2 separate regions of the Mus musculus genome follow, and region 1 is linked to region 2. Evidence: chromatin loops called from intact Hi-C (ENCODE). Cell type or tissue: left cerebral cortex. All regions are shown on one strand. Each heading gives the region's core, and the rest is flanking DNA. Links, peaks and the distances in the headings are about the cores only. Region 1 has its middle 300 kb from the start of Gm25833. Region 2 holds the start of Gm46961 (a long non-coding RNA gene).

The links. Hi-C counts contacts between places; a loop is a spot of excess contacts. Peaks named below come from ENCODE experiments on the same cell type or tissue, not always from the same donor. Only the 100,000 strongest peaks of a DNase experiment are listed, where the experiment ranks them.
Region 1: a loop joins it to region 2, with 4 times the contacts of the local background. A loop is called at or near these places in 2 of 42 quality-filtered maps.

What each region holds. Positions count from the first base shown.
Region 1 is chr6:68,823,795-68,833,552 of GRCm38, reverse strand. It overlaps Igk. Among named protein-coding and RNA genes, the nearest start is that of Gm25833, 300 kb to the right of the region's middle. In left cerebral cortex, for the core only: a CTCF peak has its summit at 4,889 (motif pointing left); no DNase peak of the experiment used is centred there.
Region 2 is chr6:70,709,567-70,719,324 of GRCm38, reverse strand. It overlaps Gm46961 (a long non-coding RNA gene), which reads left to right and starts at 449. Exons shown (of 3, transcript XR_001785273.2): 1 at 449-517; 2 at 798-898; 3 at 6,077-6,246. LOC115490474 (a small nucleolar RNA gene) reads right to left here and starts at 3,002; the gene lies at 2,854-3,002. It also overlaps Igk. In left cerebral cortex, for the core only: CTCF peaks have their summits at 4,917 (motif pointing left), 6,016 (motif pointing left) and 8,473; DNase peaks (open chromatin) are centred at 4,930 and 6,022.

The DNA of each region.
Region 1 (9,758 bases), core at 1,206-9,205, 1.9 Mb after region 2:
AGTTGACTGATAATCCAGCATATATAAGGGGAAAAATGCTATTATATGTGACAAGTTATTAGTATCTACAATAGTACTGGCTAGTTTCATATCAACTTGACACAAGCTAGCGATTTTTGAGTAATGGAAATCACAATTGAAAAAAAAAATCCTTCATAAAATTGGCCAGTAGTTAACTTTCTGCATTACTATCTTGAATAACAATGCATGTGGTAGGGTTCATGACACTGTGGATAGTGCCACCCTTGGGCAGTTGGTCCTGGGTGTTATAAGAACTTAGGCTGAGCAAGTGATGAGGAACAAGCTAATGAGGAGATTTCTTCATGGCCTATGCCTCATCTCCTACACCCAGCTTCCTACCCTGCTTTAGTTTTGCCATGAACTCCCTCAGTGACTAAAGGTATGTAAGTGACTTTGATGTGTAAGGTGAAATAAACCACTTCCTCTTCAAGTTGCTTTGACTATGGTCTTCATCATAACAATAACAACCCTCAGAAGGACAAAGGTACACAAAGATCTCAAAAAATAAAAATAAAAAATACACAAAAACAAACAAAACAAGTAAATAAAGGAAAACAATCCCATCAAAAACTAGGCCAGGGATGGCCTTTCCTTCAGGCTCTGCTCCACACTTTGTCTCCGTATTTCCTCCTGTGAGTATTTTGTTCACCCTTCTAAAATGCACTGAATCAACCACATGTTGGTCTTCCTTCTTCTTAGGCTTCATATGGTATGTGAATTGAATCTCGGGTATTCTTAACTTATGGGCTAATATCACAGATGTGTCACAGTACCCACTTATGCCACTTCTGAGCACATACTGAAAGACATATGTTTCCTACTACAGAGTCTCATGCTCATCTGTGTTCAGGGTTATTCTAGTCCTAATATCCAGGACATGGAAACATTCTAGATGTCCATCAAATGTTAAGTGGATAATGAAAAAGTGGTTTGATCTGTCATATTCACAATGTATATTATTCTCATTAGCATAGAGAAGATTCCCTAAAATAGGGTATATGTTAAGCCACAAAAAATGTTGTAATTAATTTAAAAATGTTTATATAATCATTGTGACTAAGAAGTTAATATTAAATAGAAGCAATATTTATAAATTTTATTTTAATTAGGTATTTTCTTCATTTATATTTCCAATTCTATCCCAAAAGTCCCCCATGCCTCTTCCCCACTTCCCTACACACACACACACACACACACACACACACACACACACACACACACACACACACAAATACCAAATGGAAGAAGGATAGACATGTCAGCAAATAGTGATGGGAACACTGAATATTAGATATCTGCACTGAGAAGAATAAAACTAGAACCCTGTATTGCACCCTTCACTAATATCAATTCAAAATGGATAAATGATGGCAAGAAGACTGCAAAATAACTCCAAAGACTCAGAATTTTAGACAAGGGAAGCTACCAAATATGCTACAACATTAAGACATAGATCAAAATGTTCTAAACATGACTGGGATCATTCTAGTAATAAGGATAAGGTCAACAACAACAACAACAACAACAAAAAAGGACATTTTGAAACTAAAAGACTTCTATACAGCAAAGGGAACAATCAATTGACTGAATACCTTTTCTATGAAAAAGTAGAAAATCTTTATCAATTGTACATCTGATAGATGATGAATATCTAGGATACATAACTCAAAAAGCAAACAATATAGAAAACAACCCAATAAAATTGGCCATAACTATGAATGAAGCACATGAAATCCCATGTTCTTCTAACACACAAAATGATTATTTATTAAATTAAAAAAAATATTTCCAGGGTAGTATTCTTTTGGTTGGAAAAGTTCTCACACCTATATTATTAAACAAAATTCTAATGCAATGGTGACTTCATCACTGTGAGTTGTTGGTCATGGAGGATGCAGAGGCCACCAAAGAAGATAGAGGCTTACCTTGCTTCTTGCAAGACTTCCCAGGTGAGAGTTCCCATCTTTAGTGTCACTGTACTGCACCTGGAAGAACTCACAAGAGTGAGAAGAATCCCATCTTCGATATCCCTATATGGGACCTGTCAGTATCAATGAGATTTTCAGAGCTGCAGTAAAGATATTATTAAACTCTAATATCACATTTTATAAAAAAAATGATAATTTAAAAGGGAGAAAGGAAAGTATGGAGGCCATACAGGATGGAATAAACGCAAGGATGCTTTTCACATCTAATAAACATTTGCATTGGAACACTCCTATTCCGGCCTATAGGATCTAGATCTTTTATTAACAAGAGTTTGATGACAAGAAGTCTCAAACACATCTAAAAGTTTTGAAATATATAAATGCCGATTTATCTCTTGTGGGTAATACATTTTATATTACATTCATTTTTTTATACCAGTCTGTTCTTACAGATCATTCTGTAAGATTGCCTCAATTTTATTATGAGAACTGAGGAGTGAATGTTAGTCAAAGCAAGACTGCAGCTGACATTTGATGTCTGATTTGCAAAGATGGATCTCTCCAAGGACAAATATTCAATTACAGATATGTTGATATTTATAGAATGATTATTTCTACAATTTGATGATCATATCTCTGAATGTTTGTCTTGGAAACAGCAAATATAAGAAACCTTCACCCCATGTCTCATGATTGTACTGAATAATATTCCTCAAATATCAATATAATATGGTGTGGTTGTTTGGTAATTCTGTAAATTAAAGACAGACCCCCCAAAAATGTATAGCCTTTCCAAAGGTTTTTCTATATGTGGGTCTCAAGAGCATATAGTTGAGCACTTGAAGTTGTTTATGTCCCCCTCATATACCTACAGTGACTTGAGAGGCAGAGTTATTTAGGAAAGCATATACATGTAAAGAAAATGTGAGCCTCAGAATATGGAATTTAAGCCTAAGAAGCACATATGACATGTATATATAAAAAAGCACTAAGGGTAGTATTAATGGTTAAGAATCCTGGAGACTTCAAAGTGCATCTGTGATCTAGCTCCTCAATCATATTTTTTGGGGGAAGATGACAAATTTCTTGGTAAAAATCAAGCTGGGTATATTAATCCATGTTCTTTAGAACTATACAACTTATGAAATCAATTTCTCTCAATGTTTCTCTCTTTCCACACATAAAGACACACACCACACACACACACACACACACACACACACACACACACACACACACACACACATATATATTAGTCATAGAATGATATTCATGGAAATGACATAGCATGTTCTTAAATTTATGTTAGACTAAAAGTAGATAATTAGGCTCCAGTCAGAAAGGTTCTAGAAGGGCTTAAGACATTCAAAGTCATCCAGTGGTAATTAAGAGATATACAATAAAGGTTTCTGAAATACAAAATGATTCACACACATTCTTCCACATCTATGAGACCCCTTAAGAACTTACGGTTTCTCCAGGCCATGTGCTTCTGTTCCACTTTGCCTCTTCTTTCTCCTCCTCTGAATCCTCTCTCTCTTCCATTTTCTTCTTCTCTCTCCCCATTCCGGTTCATCTTCCCTTTGTCGCCCAATCATCAGTACTCCTTTATTTTACAAATTACAGTGGGAAGCAGTTTTACAGGAAATCACCTGAGTGCTGACTCATTCCTTGTTCATAGCCTTTCACAGGAGAATGGAATTTACATCAAATATAATTAGCTCCACAACACATAAATCCAGATATGGGAGGGTCAAGGGGTAACAGAAACTTTTATCTGGAGCAAGTTCACCCTGAGACTTCTTGGCATCAAACTCTTGTTTTCAAAAGGTCAAGATCTTATAGGCTGCCATAGGAGTGCTCCAATCATCTGACTGTACATTTATCAGCAAACACAAAAAACTAGGGTAAAGTGGTTAACCTTTATTTTGAAGGAAGAATGCAGTAAACTAATAATACTGTATCAAAACCTTTTCTTCATTTAAAGATGAACAAGAGAGCAATATTCCTGTCTTCCCTATGTCTCTGAATACGAGAAAGCACATCTACAAGAGACCTGTTTCTCAAGCAATGTTGGGACCATAGTAACCAGAGTTGGTCCAAAGACAGCACCCATCAGCTGATGGCACAGAGGGAAAAATATGTTCCAGTGCAGAGAAGCTATGGTTTCTCTGGTGGCTTTACAATTAGTTCTTCCCTATTTGAGGAGTGGCTGAGGCAGAACAAGGGGGGTGGCCTAGTGGATCAAGGTGAGGGGGCAGAGCCAGCAGTCACCATGTGTTAAGCTGATCGGCTAAGAAAGAGCAACAAGATTTGCAAGAAGAAGAAATCCAAGCCAAGACTGAAAATCTAGGTACCTGAGCACAGGCAAACTTTTGATCAGGTAAGTATGTTTGGATTTGTGCTTAAGAGCTAAAGAAAAAAAAAAAAAAACAAGCCGGTAAAAATCATAGAGAGAAACAATTGACAATACTAAAATGAAATCTTTGTAGGAAAAAGAGAGAGATTAAAAAGGAAATATTTTCTGTGTTAAAAATGAAAAACTTAGTGACAGAGGGTATATGGGTCTCAAGTAATTTTGTTTTGATTACTACCATAGAAATAATATTTTTCATAATGATTACAATTTTATGCATGCACTTAAAGTGAGAGCAGAATGAAGCAGACTGGGTAAGAAAAGACCTGAAATAACCCATGCTAAATTACAGACAATAGAACAAAATTAGACAATCCAGTTGGACGTGGTGGCGCATGCCTTTAATCCCAGCACTCAGGAGGCAGAGGCAGGTGGATTTCTGAGTTTGAGGCCAGCCTGGTCTACAAAGTGAGCTCCAGGACAGCCAGGGCTATACAGAGAACCCTGTCTCAAAAAAAAAAATTTAGACAATCCTCTGAAATCATAATTTTCAGATGAGTCTAATATACAGTCTTCATTGCCACCTTGTGATAAGACTGCAAAACTGCAGTCTAAATCCATTAAAAAACTAAAATGATTTTTTTCTAGCTATAATAATGGGGAATTAGCCCTAGATTATCAGAGTACACAAGGTTATCAAGAATTTGAATAGAGGTCCTTAGAGGCATCAGACTGAAAGAAATTTAATTAAGCAAAACAACATATGGCTTCCATTCATAACTGGGCTACCCAAAATCATGTAAGTCCAAAAGATTGGAGAGATTTTATATCAGCCATATTAGAACCTGGCCCTCAACTACAATGGCTAACATGATGGAAAGATGAGATTTCATTGTGGAACAATAAAATAGAACTGGAGGCATTGATATTGTCAAGGACCAATTACTAGTGAAATCAATTTTCTGAGTTAAGAGTACAGATAATGCTTGATGATGCCATCTTAGAACACTGTTATATAATAGCTTTAAATACTTGAGACAAGGATGAACAACAGGGAAGGTCCGAATCATTAATAAAGACATTCCAGGGTTCATATGAGTCTTTCACCGAGTTTTAACAAGTATCAACTACAGTTCTAAATGGAACAATATTATATCCAACTTTTAGAGAAAGTTCAATTGTATCTTTAGGTTTTGAAAATGCTAATGCTAAATGCAAAAAGCTATGAGACTTTTAAGAGCCACATTTGTACCTATTTAATAGTTTTATGAATTAAAACTATTGTGGATATTGAATCTAATGCTCACAATTCAGTTATGGGTGGACAATTACAAAAGATATAAAACCTAAAATTGCCTATTGCTACAGCTGTGAAAGATCAGGACAATCCATAAAGGACCAAAGAGAAACAGTTAATACAGATTTTTTTTTCTCTAATGATTCAGGGAGAAAGTTTCCTATGATATGTAGACAATGTGAAAGGAACAGACAGAGGACCTATGAATGTCCTCCACAGATATTTGTGAACATTCTTTAATGTTGGAAAACTAAGAGGCCTTGCTCAAGGCCTGACAAAGAAACAATGTGAGGAATTTGTTTAATGTCAACCACAGAAAAAGTGTTATGGAAAGCAACTTGAAAAATTAAACCCTGGTAGGACAAACAGCTAATCAAAACTTAAGTCATTTAACAGAAATCAAGCAGCTTGTATAGATGAGAGGCTCTGCCAGTGTCTGACAACTACAGAAGTGGATGCTCACAACCATCCACTAGACTGAGTACAGGGTTCCCAATGAAGAGTTAGAAAATGGACACAAAGTGCTGAAGGGGTTTGCAGCCTCATAGGAAGAACAACAATATGAAACAACCAGTACCCCCATAGCTCTCAGGGACAAAACCACTGATCAAAGGATGCAAAAAGAGGAACCCATGTTTCCAGCCTCATACATAGCAGAGGATGGCCTTGTGGGACATCAATGAGAGGAGAGGAAGTTGGTCTTTTGAAGGCTCTATGCTCCAGCATATGGGAATGCCAGAACAGGGAAGCAGGAGTGGGTGGGTTAGTAAGCAAGGGAAGGTGGGTTAGGATGGGGGCATTTGGAGTGGAAATGAAGAAAGGGGATAACATTTGCAATTTAAGTAAAGAATACATCTAATAAAAAAAATCACATAATGAAATTTGCAGGTCCAGAGCCTAAGCCTAATTACCTTGGGATATCTCTGTCCCAATAAAAAATCATTCCTTGCCAAAGGAAAAGAAAGAAAGAAAGAAAGAAAGAAAGAAAGAAAGAAAGAAAGAAAGAAAGAAAGAAAGGAAGGAAGGAAGGAAGGAAGGAAGGAAGGAAGGAAAGAAGGAAGAAAGAAAGAAAGAAAGAAACAAAGAAAGAAAGAAAGAAAGAAAGAAAGAGAGTGGGGGGAGGGAGGGAGGAAGAAAATTGATTACAGATTAGACATAAACAATAAAATATTTAAAACTCATATAGAAAAGTTTTCTGATTTAATTGTCAAAAGGAGAAAAAGACTTACATCAGTTATTAGGAACAGACCCAGCAGAGATTATGCCATATACTAATAATGAAATTAACCCATGAGTAATCAGTTAAGATTAACAAAGACATCACAATGATTTTTTGAGAGAAATTATCAACAAATACCCCCAAAGCAAGAAGCAGAGGAGGAGGAGGACTCTATAGGAAGACCAGAAGTCTCAACTCACCTGGACGTTCGAGATCTCTCACACACTTAACCACCAACCAGGGAGCATACACCAGCTGATATGAGGATCCTAACACATATACATTGAGGACTCTCTGGTCTGGATTCAGTCAGAGAAGATGCACTTTACCCTCAAGAAACTTGATGCCCTAGGAAATGGGGAAGTCTGGTGGGGTGAGGGTTGGGGTGTAAGGATATTCTCTTGGAGACAGGGGGCGGTAGGAGAAGATATAGGATGAGATGAGGAACAGTCAGAGGGTGAACTAGGAGGTAGATAAGGATTGGACTGTAAAAAAGATTAAAGAATTTAAAAAAAAGAGAACTAATTGGATTCTTCTTCATATAATATGAACAACAATAATTTCTAAAGCTCCTACCTTTTATACAGATGCCAATAAATCAGGAATAGCAGGTTATAAACCAGAAATTTCATAGAGGCCCTAAAAGATGCTGTCCCCTTCAGATAGCAGGAAGAAATTTTAAAAGAACAATGCCCCCATTTCCAAGATGTGTGTTGGATGGTTTTTCGTCATTTGGTGGGTGAAGGAAGTTTGTCATCATTTAAGGGTTTGGGGTTGGTCACATTGTTAACGGTCTTGGTAAGAGAGGAAATGAACTAAAGGCACTTAGATTCAGGGATCCCTTTCTCTTTCCTCTAAACTTCTTTGTCTATTGTTAGGGGTAAACTGGGAAAGAGGTGATGAAAAGAGAAAAGGAAGTATATAAGTATGATAGACCAGGGCGGGCGTGGTGGCGCACACCTTTAATCCCAGCACTCGGGAGGCAGAGGCAGGCGGATTTCTGCGTTCGAGGCCAGCCTGGTCTACGAAGTGAGTTCCAGGACAGCCAAAAAAGTCAAGTATTTTATATTGGTATAGATTATTTTATTTTGATACAAATTTAAGGTTATATTTTACTACTATATATACATATACACACACACACACACACACACACACACACACACACACACATATATATATATCAACTCTTGTTTTAAATACATATATATATTATATATATTCTCCTTTCACCTCCCCCTCCCCTCTCGCTCCCGGGTCCCTCCCTCCCTCCCTCCACATTACATGAATATTTCCTTCCCTCTTAGTGGAGTTGAAACCTCCTCACTTGAGCAGTTCTGTTTGCTACACTTCTTACCATCTGTAGGAAGTATAAGTGGTCTAATATCCACATATCAGTAAGTACATACCATGTGTGGTTTTTTGTATCTGGGTTACCTCACTTAAGATAATATTTTCTAGTTCTATTCATTTGCCTGCACAATTCATGATGTCCTCATTTTTAATAGCTGAACAGTATTCCATTGTATAAAAATAGCTAATTTTCTGTATCTATAGTTGGTTGAGGAACATCTGTTTTGTTTCCAGCTTCTGGTTATTACAAATAAGGCTTCTTAGAACCTGGTGAAACACATGTCCTTGTGTTTTAGTGGGGAATCTTTTGGGTATATGGCCAAGAATGGTATACCTGGGTCTTCAGATAGAACTATATCCAATTTTCTGAAGAATTGCCAGATTGATTTCCAAAGTAGTTACAGCAGTTTGCAATCTTATAAGAAATGGAGAAGTGTCCCTCTTTCTCTAGATCCTCACCAGCTTTTGATGTAACGTGGGTTTCATAGCCATTCTGATTGGTGAGGGGTGGAATCTCAGAGTTGTTTTGATTTGTATTTCTCTGATGAGTAATGTCTTTGAACATTTCTTTAAGTGCTTCTCAGCCATTCAAGAGTCTTCTGTTGTGACTTTTCTATTTAGCTCTGTAACCCATGTTTTAATTCGGTTATTTAGGTTTATAGAGATTGAATTCTTGTGTTTTGGATATTAATCTCTGTGAAATGTGGGGTTAGTGAAGATTTTATTTCCCAATATGTAGATTGCTGATTTGTCTTATTGACTATGTCCTTTGCTTTCCAGTTTCATGAGGTCCCATTTATCAATTCTTGATCTTAGAGCATGAGCCATTGGAGTTTTGTTTAGGAAAGTTCCCCTGTGCCGATGAATTCAAGGCTCTTTCCCACTTTCCCTTCTATTTGATCCAGTGTATCTGGTTTTATGCTGAGGTCTTTGATTCATTTGGACTTGAGCTTTGTACAAGGTGACAAATATGGGTCTATTTTCATTCTTCTAGATACAGACCACCAGTTAGACCAGCACCATTTATTGAAGATGGTTTCTTTTTCCCACTGCATATTTTATTCTTCTTTGTCAAAGATCAAACTGTGTGGGTTTACTGCTGAGTCTTCAATTTTATTCCATTGATCGACCTGACTGTCTCTGTACCAATACCATGCCATTTTAATCACTACTGCTTTGTAGTACAGCCTGAGGTCAGGGATGGTGATTTTTTTTAATGTTATTTTATTATTGAGAATTGTTTTGGCTATTCTGTTTGTTTGATTGTTTTTATTTTTCCATGTGAATTTCATAATTTCTCTTTCCATATCTTTTAATAATTGTATTGGAATTTTGATGTAGATTATGTTGAACATATAAATTGCTTTTGGTAAGGTGGCCATTTTCAATATTTTAATCCTACCTATCCTTAAGCATAGGAGCTCTTTCCATATGCTAAGCCCTTCTTAAATTTTTTGTTGTTGTTGTTGAGATTTGAAGTTCTTGTTATACAGATCTTTTACTTGCTTGGTAAGAGTTACACAAAGATATTTTCTAGTATTTGTGGCTATTGTGAAGGGTGATTTTTCACTAATTTCTTTCTTA
Region 2 (9,758 bases), core at 481-8,480:
TTCTCTTCCCAGTTTATCAGTCACTACAGAGTCCTCGATAGTCAGTTCTTGCTTCAGATGGACTTGTCTTTGGGCAGTAAATCACCGTCTTGGCCAGGAAGGAGGAAGACAAAGGAGGCCACGTAAGGATGAGACGCTCCTTATGTCCATTCCCACTTGTCCCTGAAGAAAGGCATGTGGGCACAAGCCAAGTCCTTTCCTGTGTGTGCATGTGTGCATGTCACAACGTGGCACAAAAGTCTGGTCCCAGTCTGGAAAGTGAAGATGTGTCTCTTGATTTCAGAAGGACATTAGGCTACAGCCATTTCACTTCACATGAAAGAGAAAACAGTAAGTGGATCAGGGTTTACTAACCTCAGAGGGGCTAAGCCTCTGAAATTTACATATTGGCTGTTGTGGGTTCCAGCTTACTCTATACGTGTGATAAACTGAATTCTGAGCTCTCTGCCTTCCCCCATGTGTCTACCACTGACATATTGTGCTTGGTTGTTTTTACCATTCCAGTTTTGTTCCCCAGGTGATGTAATTTGGCATATGTGTGCTAGAATTGAATGGCCTTCTTTGGATAGATCATTGAGGAAGAAGGTGGTAAGCTAGCTAGTTTGAAGATGTTTTGTCTTGTCCATAGACTTGTAAGGTTATTGTGCTAAGTAGAGGAATTAAATATGAAGATCAATCTACAGGGAGCTCTAGCAGTAGTCACTGGATTGTACAAAAATACAACTGCATGCACCCTAGCATAAGAGACACGATCTGTACATAAGCTTATTAAGCTAAAAAATATTTTTTCCACGCAGGAATAACAAGGCATGGAGCCTAACTGCATCAAGGTATTCCAGCGAGGGCTGTGGAAACCACCAGAGAAACACTTCTGTCCACACGCATGCTCTGGGCAAAGGTTGGTTGTATAACTACTGCCAGTGAAGCCTGGGGACTGAAGAAATTGAAGAAGAATGTAGAGATTGGCTGAGGTCTATGGACCCACCAGGCTACAACCTCATCTCCCTGCCTTCCACCTCTGCTTGTACTTTTAGTATTCCACTTTCCCCTTTCATACTGCATATCACCTCCCCTACCTCCTCACCTCTTCTTTTAAAGTACTTTTATTTACTTCTATAGTTCACGGTCTCTAGGCTCCTGACCCCTGTCTAAACTCCCACATAAATACTCATACACAAAATTTAGAAGCTGGGATCTACTCATGACAGAGAATGTCCCCCGCCCCCCATTCCACTTATTTTCCTATCTTATTATACGACTGGATAAAATCTATAGTGTTTACATACAATATTTTCATGATTTATTCATCAGTTTGTGGACATCAGGTTGATATTACTTCTTAAGTTTTGTGTCTAGAACATCAATAAACATGAATGTATAAGGTTCTCTAGTAAAATATAGCCCTTTGTACACAAGTCCAGGAATGATATAAATAGGTTTTATGGTAGTTTTGTGTTTAATCTTTTGAGGAAAGTTATACTTATTTCCATGGTGGCCACACCAGCTTACACTCACACCACCTGTGAATAACGACTCCTCTTTTCCTTCATCTTCATCAGCATTTGTTGTCACTTCTTTTCTTTTAATTAAAAAAAACCTTTTAATTAATTTTTTGAGTTTCCCATCATACACCCCAGTCCCACTAATGTCCCTTTACCCTCATATCTGCCCTTTGCCCTTGCAACCTCCCCCCTCCTACACACACACACACACACACACACACACACACACACACACACACACACACACACAGAGAGAGAGAGAGAGAGAGAGAGAGAGAGAGAGAGAGAGAGAGAGAGAGAGAGAGAACAGAAGCATAGAAATCTCATCATGGAAGCTGTAGTGTGTCACAGTGTGTTCCAAAGTATGTCCCTCTGTCCACACATCTTCATTTTCTTTCCTGACTACTGAAGGCGTTGAGGGGGAGGTGTGGAGGGGACATCAACCATGTACATATACCACCTTGTAGCAGACTTGTGGTGGACTCAGATCTTGGTGGTGGCTCATCTGTGTCCCCACCACCAAGGTCAACTCTGTTGTGTCCTCCAACTCTCCTGACCCTGTGGTTACTTTTCTGACTGCTGAGGTAGTGAGGGGTGGGAGGGGGCATCACCCCTGCACCTGTGCCAGCCCACTGCAGAAGAAGGAGGGGTCAACTCTCCCACACTCATGGGGCTTGCTCACTTGCCACCAGGGCCCGCTCCACGGTGCTAGCTGGGCGAGGTGCAGGGCCTGCTCTCCTAAGTGCTGCCATGGTGAGAGGCGGGACTATCTCTTTAAGAGAGCTGCAGCCAGTGAGGGGCAGGGACAGTTCTGCACAGCCCCTGGACATTCATGTCGACAAAAGTGGCTGCTCAGATCAGGGATGTCCCCATGTTCTCAGGTGGCAATGTGAGCCTCGGATATCAACCCCAACCCTGCCGCTACTCTGTGTAGCCTCAGCCTCAGACCCGACTCTCAGCAGAAGCTGAGGCTGGGATCTCACCATGGCCTCACAACAGGCTGCTGTCCAGCTGCTGCATTTCTCTTTCTCTCTCATCTGCCCACCACTCACTCGTGCATTGTGGAGGCTCCTGATATAGACGGGCCCCTAGGTGACATTCTCGGCACTGCGTGGTGTGGCAGCAAGTGGTGTTTTTGGCTGTCTATGCCACGCACCTGAGGGTTTGTGGGTGGCATTGCGGTCTTCAGGTCTCGGCCTTCCTTCTTCCGGACTGTGTTGGGTAGGTGGTAGGCAGGCCCCTGTGCATCTTCGGCCCTCCCATGCTGTAGGGTGGAGGACCTGCCCCACATAGTGTTGCAGAACTCTGTCTTCCTCCTCTTGCACTGCACTGCCTGGATTTGATTTGATTTTTATGTCTCCCAGGCATAAAACAGCTTAGGCCACTGAGCCAGCCATCAAGCTAGGGTGAACAAAGGACTGCCATGCCATCTGCTCTGCCCCTGACTGATAGAAGAACACCACCACCACCAAGGTGTCCCTTTATCCATTGCCAGGGGTTATCAGCTGTTTTCTTAATAATAGCCATACTGACTAGAGTGATATACATACTATTATTTTAGTTTTTATCTGCAACTTCCTGATTATATCATATTTTGTCTATCTATATTTCTTTATTCAGTCCATTATCTCATTTATTGATTGGACATTTTATACTTTTGGTGTTTAATTTTTGCAGTTCTTTGTATATTCTAGGAGCCAATCCCTCGTTAAAGTAAAGCAATTCTTTTTCACTCTGTAGCTGGACTATTGTTATGTTGATGGTTTCTTTTACTGTGCAGAAGACATTTAGTTTTATATAATCCTCCTTATCAATTCTTGAGAATATTTCCAGTGATATGGAGGTTCTGTTCAGAAAGTTCTTGCCAGTTCTTACACTTCAAAGTTTTTTTTTTCCTGTGCAGTTTCAACTTTTCATGTTTTGAATCAAAGCCTTTGACCCAACTTTGAATTGATTTTTGTGCAGGATGATAGATATGGATCCAATGTAGTCCTTGTGGATGTCCAATTTGCAACTTGTTTTTTTTTTTTCATTTATGTTTTTAACACGTTTGTCAGAAATTATCTGTCCACAGAAGTGCAGGTTATGGGCCCTCTTCCAGTTCATTGTTCTCTGTCTGCTTTTGTGGATGCACCTTACTCTCTTTGTCATTACACTTATGTGGGATAATGTGAGTTTCAGTGATGTGATGTGATGTGATGTGATGTAGGGTTTGTCCTGCTTAGCCTACTCATGGTCTTTTGTGTTTCCATACAAGCTTAGTATTATCTTTCTAGTTCTGTAAAGAATGTCACTAGAACCATGATGGTGATAGCATTAAATCTGAAGATTGTGTTTTTTAGTACAACATTTCACACGTTATTTCTCCCAATCCAGGACATAGATTCCTCTCATGAAACCCAGTCTTTCCTGTGCCTCTGTGATGGCCGGTGTCATTCTTCCTTTTCTGTAAAGAATTTTAAAAACTATCTTGTAGTGTAGTCTTGGCAGTCACGAACTCACTTATAGATTGCTTGTTACACGAGTAGCTTTGCTATCAATTTAAAGCGTGGTTAGATGGTATTTACTTTCCGAATTGAAGGGCATCATTTCGTACTTTCCTGGCTTTTAGGACCGCAGAGGGGAGGATTTGTGTGCTCTGGAATTTGTGTCCCGTGCATGAGCTGGTGTCCCCCTACGGTTCCTAACATTTGTTCTTTGCTTAACATTTTTTTTTTTTAATTTTCTGATTATAAAATGGAGTGAAGAGGATTTTCTCTTGTGAAGTCTGTTTAGAGTTCTCAATTCCTTTTTTATTTCACTGTCTGTTTCTTTTTCTAGACTTGGGAAAAAGGAAAAGTAGGGAAAAAAAAGACTTAACAATAATGAAAGCGTTGACAACCAAAAACTAGAAGAGAAAAAGGTAAAACTTAAGAAAAGTATAAAACAATTAGAAGTATGAATACGTGTGTGTGTGTGTGTGTGTGCGTGTGTGTATGTGTAAGGGACACAGGAGTAAACAAGGAAAAAAGAAAGAAACTAAGGAAAAAAACCTGCTCTAAACTGAAAAAACGCACGAACAAAATTAAATGATTGTATGAAAAGAGATAACAATACACACACACACACACACACACACACATGCACACACACACACACACACACACACACACACACACACACACACACACATATATCCACCCCAAATACATACAGTAAAAATCCTGCTAAGCGAGTATTGTGGGGGAATACACAAAGAAAACAATAGAGAGGAAGATGTGAGGCAGTGTTGGAGCTGCCTCTTCAGAAAAGCACACTCACGGAGGAAGAGGGTCAGGTGAACTTGTGGGCACATCCTTCCGTTTATGTTTTTGCTGAGTCTGTATTGTTTGTCTGGTTAGCGTGAGAGTTTTCCTTGTTGCTGACTAGGGGCCTCTGCTGGCCACATTGAGCTTTGCAGTCTGTCTTTCACCGACTTATTTTTATCCAAGGCTGATCCCAATGCAAGAGGTTTCTGCATCTGTACTTTAGCATGTGAGAGCTAGCTCTGTGCCTGTCTTGAGGGTGGGACTGCTCTGCTTCGGTTAGCTTTTCTTTCAGGAGTAGCTTTCCCTTCCCTTTCCCTTCTAAGGAAGTGTAAGCTGGGGGCAGCATTTAGCTGATTTCTCTGTCATACTTTCCTCCCACCCCCCCTTCTTTTCAAGTATTCTTTTATCTTTAAAATGAGCATCTGAAATTCTTCCTCTATTTCTCTCTGCGGGAAAGAATCCATTTAGTCCACAGACTCACCTTTCTCATAGAGGCAGTCTTCTATTTTATCCATGTGAATTAAAGTCCTCGTGTCCCCTTCAAGTCCCTCCCCAAGAACCTGCACCTTACGTTGACCACTTTACAAAGGCTGAATCACCGATTAGAACCCTGACGCCATTATTGATGCTACGTTGTGCTTGCAGACAGGAGCCTGGATGACTGTCCTCTGAGAGGCTCTACCAGCCCTTGACTGAGACAGATATTTACTGCCAACCATTGAACTGAAGTCGGGGACCCCTATGGGAGAGTTAGGGGAAGGACTTAGGGGAAGGACTGAAGGAAAGGAAGGGATGGCAACTCTATAGGAAGATGAAGAGTGTCATCTAACCCAGACCCCTGAGAGCTCCCAGAGAGAAATCCAGCAACCAAAGAGCATATATGGGCTGGTCCGAGTCCCCCCCCCCCCCCCCGTCCTCCCCCGCACATATGTAGCAGACATATTTGTTTGGCTTCAGTGGGAGAGCATGAGCTAATCCTGTAAAGACTTGATGCCTGAGGGAAGCGGGATGACTGGGGTGGGGGTACCCTCTTAGAAGCTAAGGGGGTGTTGGGGAAGAAATCTGCAAAGGGAGGCTGGGGGCGGGGGCGGCAACATTTATGGATATAAAACAACAACAACAACAGCAGCAACAACAATAATGATAATAAAGAACTTCAGTGACTGTGGAGGGGTGGAATCTGTGCAGGCCCAGAGACAAGTTATCTTTAGCTCCCTCAAGTGGCCATTAACTGCTACTTGAGGCCATTTACTGCCGTCTGTGACCTATCATCTTTGTGACTGTTAGGTAAATCCTTTGGAATACAAGAACAGATCCCAACTCATCCTGACTTGAGTTGTTGGCCGAGCAGCATCCTCACGGCAAACACTGGGACCGTCAGATAGCATCCGAGGTCTGTAGCAGAGGTTCCCCACTTTGCTTTAACCTGCACTCCTGTGCCCATCAATAAATTTGAAAAGTACCTTGTAACCTCTTTTTTTTCTGTTACTGTAAAGCCTCTGAAAATTGTACCTTGTTGGCATTTAAGGTAACCAAAATCTAGGAATCTTGGAAGGGACAATGGTGGAGAGAAAGGAAAAACTGTTTAGGACAAATTTTGTAGGAAGTAGGAATGTAGTGCAGAAAAATGGGAAAGAGGAGAGGGGGGAGAGATGGCCATTCAAAGCTGCGTGAGGGTGCATGAAAAAGCCGTAAGGAAGAATACTACTTTGCAAGTGATTTAACGTACAATTAATAAAAAGGAGTTGGTGTGAGGTACCCTGCATGGGAGGATAAAGCTGCTCCCGGAAGCCATAGGTTATTAAATAAAAATCCTGGTGCCAGGGGTGAGATTCCATGCTATATGTTGGTCATTGAGGTCCTTAAGGTCCTTCAAACAATATAGGCAATTACCATAGCTAATTTCTAGATGCTAAGACCCTATTGCTGGATACACCATGCTCCTGGTTGTAGACCATGGAAAAGCCCAGATGGAGCCGATTGGAGGCTTCCTTTCAGCTGGGTGGATTTCACAGTGCCAGACGATGGTGCACAGTCTTCTGGGTGAAGGAGCTAGTCAGCAGTTGCATTTAGCTATAGACCCTGTGCCCTATTGGATCGACCCCACGGCAGGTAAGATATGCCCACTGGAGCAATAGTGGTATGGCTAGAATGGGGGTAACCAACCATTTTCTGATTGGGTTTGAGGTCCACTCCACAGTATTCATTCCTGCTACTGTAAACCTGGTTAAAGGCTTATGGGGGTGTGGTTAAAGGCCCTAGTGGGAAACTTACTGCTGTTGTTTCACTAAATGGACATGGTTTGTTTTTTGAATGGCCTTGTAAATATTGCTAGGTTGAAAACCTATAGATTAGTGTTGCTCAGACCCTCCTCCCTTGTGTGTGTGTGTGTGTGTGTTTTATGCAGAGACTTATAACGGGTCAAAGCGCTGAAAATAAGGGATGATTGAGTGCTCAGTCATCAATGGTTCGTTTATGTCATCACCATACAAGGTTCAGAGTACACTGCAGGAGAAGGGGTAGAAAGAACACAGAGTTGGTGGAAGGAAAGGGGCTTTGTGCACCATCCTTGGGAATCAGACATGGCTGTTGCACTCACGGACTCAGAGCAGCTTGATTACTTTCTCACAACCAGAAGATCTGGCCTGCCAATATTCCATCACGGGCAGGGCAGGGGCTTATGAGGCTCTTCTTTTCCTTTAAGATTTATAGTCAGTTAAGGACTTCTAATTAGGTTAATTGGGGCTTTTAAGGCCCCTACCCTTTTCTAAACAGCTTTTGGCTGTTAATAGTTGCTAGGGGAGGGAACAAAAGTTTCTTCAGTGATATACCCACTGCTAAGTTGATCATGCTTTGTTAAATAACCCCTAACCCGAGTTTATGTAAGTTACCTCAGCTAACGGGTTATCAAAAAGTGTGTGGGGTTGTGGGAAGGTGGCTTAGCGGCCAAGAACACTTGACGCTCCTGCAGAGGGCCTGAATTTGATTCCCAGCACCCACAGCAGGCAATTCACAACTGTTTGTAACTCCAGGTCCAGGCGATTGGACACATTCTCATGGTCCATAACAGACACACACACATACACATAAATAAAAATAAACCTTAAAAACGGACACAAAGTTAGCAGGGATGTAGTTAGAATGTGAGGGAGATAAGAGAAGGTAATCAGCCTTGAATATGATTAAAATATCTCATACACACATGTCAAAGAGATGTGTGTGGTGGTTGCCAAGGGTGGTTGGATGGTGGGATAAGTAAAACAGTCATATTAGGAGGCCCATTACTCATGGGATCACTGAGGCAGGAGCTATGCATTCTTAACCTATTGTTAAATCACTGTGAATGACAACTTTATTGTAGATGTGTTTCTTAATGTCAATTTTCCTGATAGCTTGGATGATTTGAATGGTAAATTAAGACTGCTTCATCCTATGGAGCTATGTATGGCCTTGAATGAAGGAATATCAGTCAAGAAGGCAGTCTGAAGGTGTGTGACTTCATTCTGAGTGTCTGAGGGACTGCTGTGATTGGGACAGGTGCAGCCCTTCATGCTTGGTGAGAATACTGTTCTTCATTGGTGTGATGTACTGCCACGTGCACACACACTGGACACACTCCCACTCTGGCTATATAAGTGCTCTGCTTGGTTCACTCTGCAAGTTAACCTGGAGATACCAGCTAGATGTTGCTCTCTGGTGTTGAAGCTGAAGCATTAAGTTGCAATAAAAGGCCCGGTCTTGCCTATTTTTGCGTTTTATCATTAGTAGAGTGAGTTGAGCTGGTAACATGAGGAAAGGAAGGAAGCAGGGACAATGAAGGCAATGTCAGTGGTGAAGGAAGTGTCCTTGGTGACATCGGCAGTGACATCAAAAGGCTGTGGTAGAGATGAGGAGGAGCAGAGGCAATAGAGACAGCTGCTGAAGACAAGAAACTTCTGGCCCTGGTACTGGGAGATTTCTAAGGAACTGTCAAAGGGCCAAGGTGTCAGACACCCCAGGCTACCAGCTCAACTCACTCTACTATATATGTGTGTATATATAGTACACACACACACACACACACACACACACACACACACACACACACACACTGTGCATGCATGTGAACACAGTGCTTGAGGAGGCCAGAAGAGATGTTCAGATCCTTGGAGATGAAATTACAGGCTGTTATATGTAACTGCATGTGAGCTGCCTGATATGGGTGCTAGGAACTGAACTTACATCCTCTGAAAAAGCAGGGCACATCTTAACCACTGAGCCACCTCTCCCTAGTCATCCTGTTGGATTTCAAAACCTGGAACAGTAGGCCTCTAGCTCTCAGGGCTTGGAGCTGTAAACTTCTGGGACTCCCTCCAAACCCAGGCTTTTGGAACTCCAAGGCCTGGGACTAGAGACCAAAGAGAGCTTTACTCCCTATCTTGGCAGGTCAGAACCACGGCAAGCCGTTTGATACCAGTAAAAGGTGGAAAATGTTAACTTGTAAAATTGAAGTTATTTATACAATTTGTTTGTGTCTCTGAATTGTAGAAACATTGTTTAGATATCAAAAATGAAAGCAATGAAAAGGAATCGATCTCACAGAGCCAATGAACAGCTCATTATCTGAGCATGGCAGGGGGCAGAAGCTGTGTCAACAGAGAAGCTGTGTCAGCAGATGGCAGTGCTGTATAAGCAGTGAGCCTACGGAGGCCCGATCATGGGTCACTGAGCTGGCCTGCAAACAAAGCCAGTGATCTGAATCTTGTCAGGTCTCCACCTCTATAATGGGATCAGACTGTTGTTTAAAAAAAAAATCTTTCCTCTCCAACTTTTTCGTGTGTGTGTGTGTGCACGGGAGATACACACACACACACACCAAACCCTCCCTCCCCTTGAGTAAGTATCTATGTAGATATATAGGTACATTACATGCTCCCTTCCTATCTGAACGTCTTTTTCTTCTCAGACTATTTCTAGTACATATGAATGG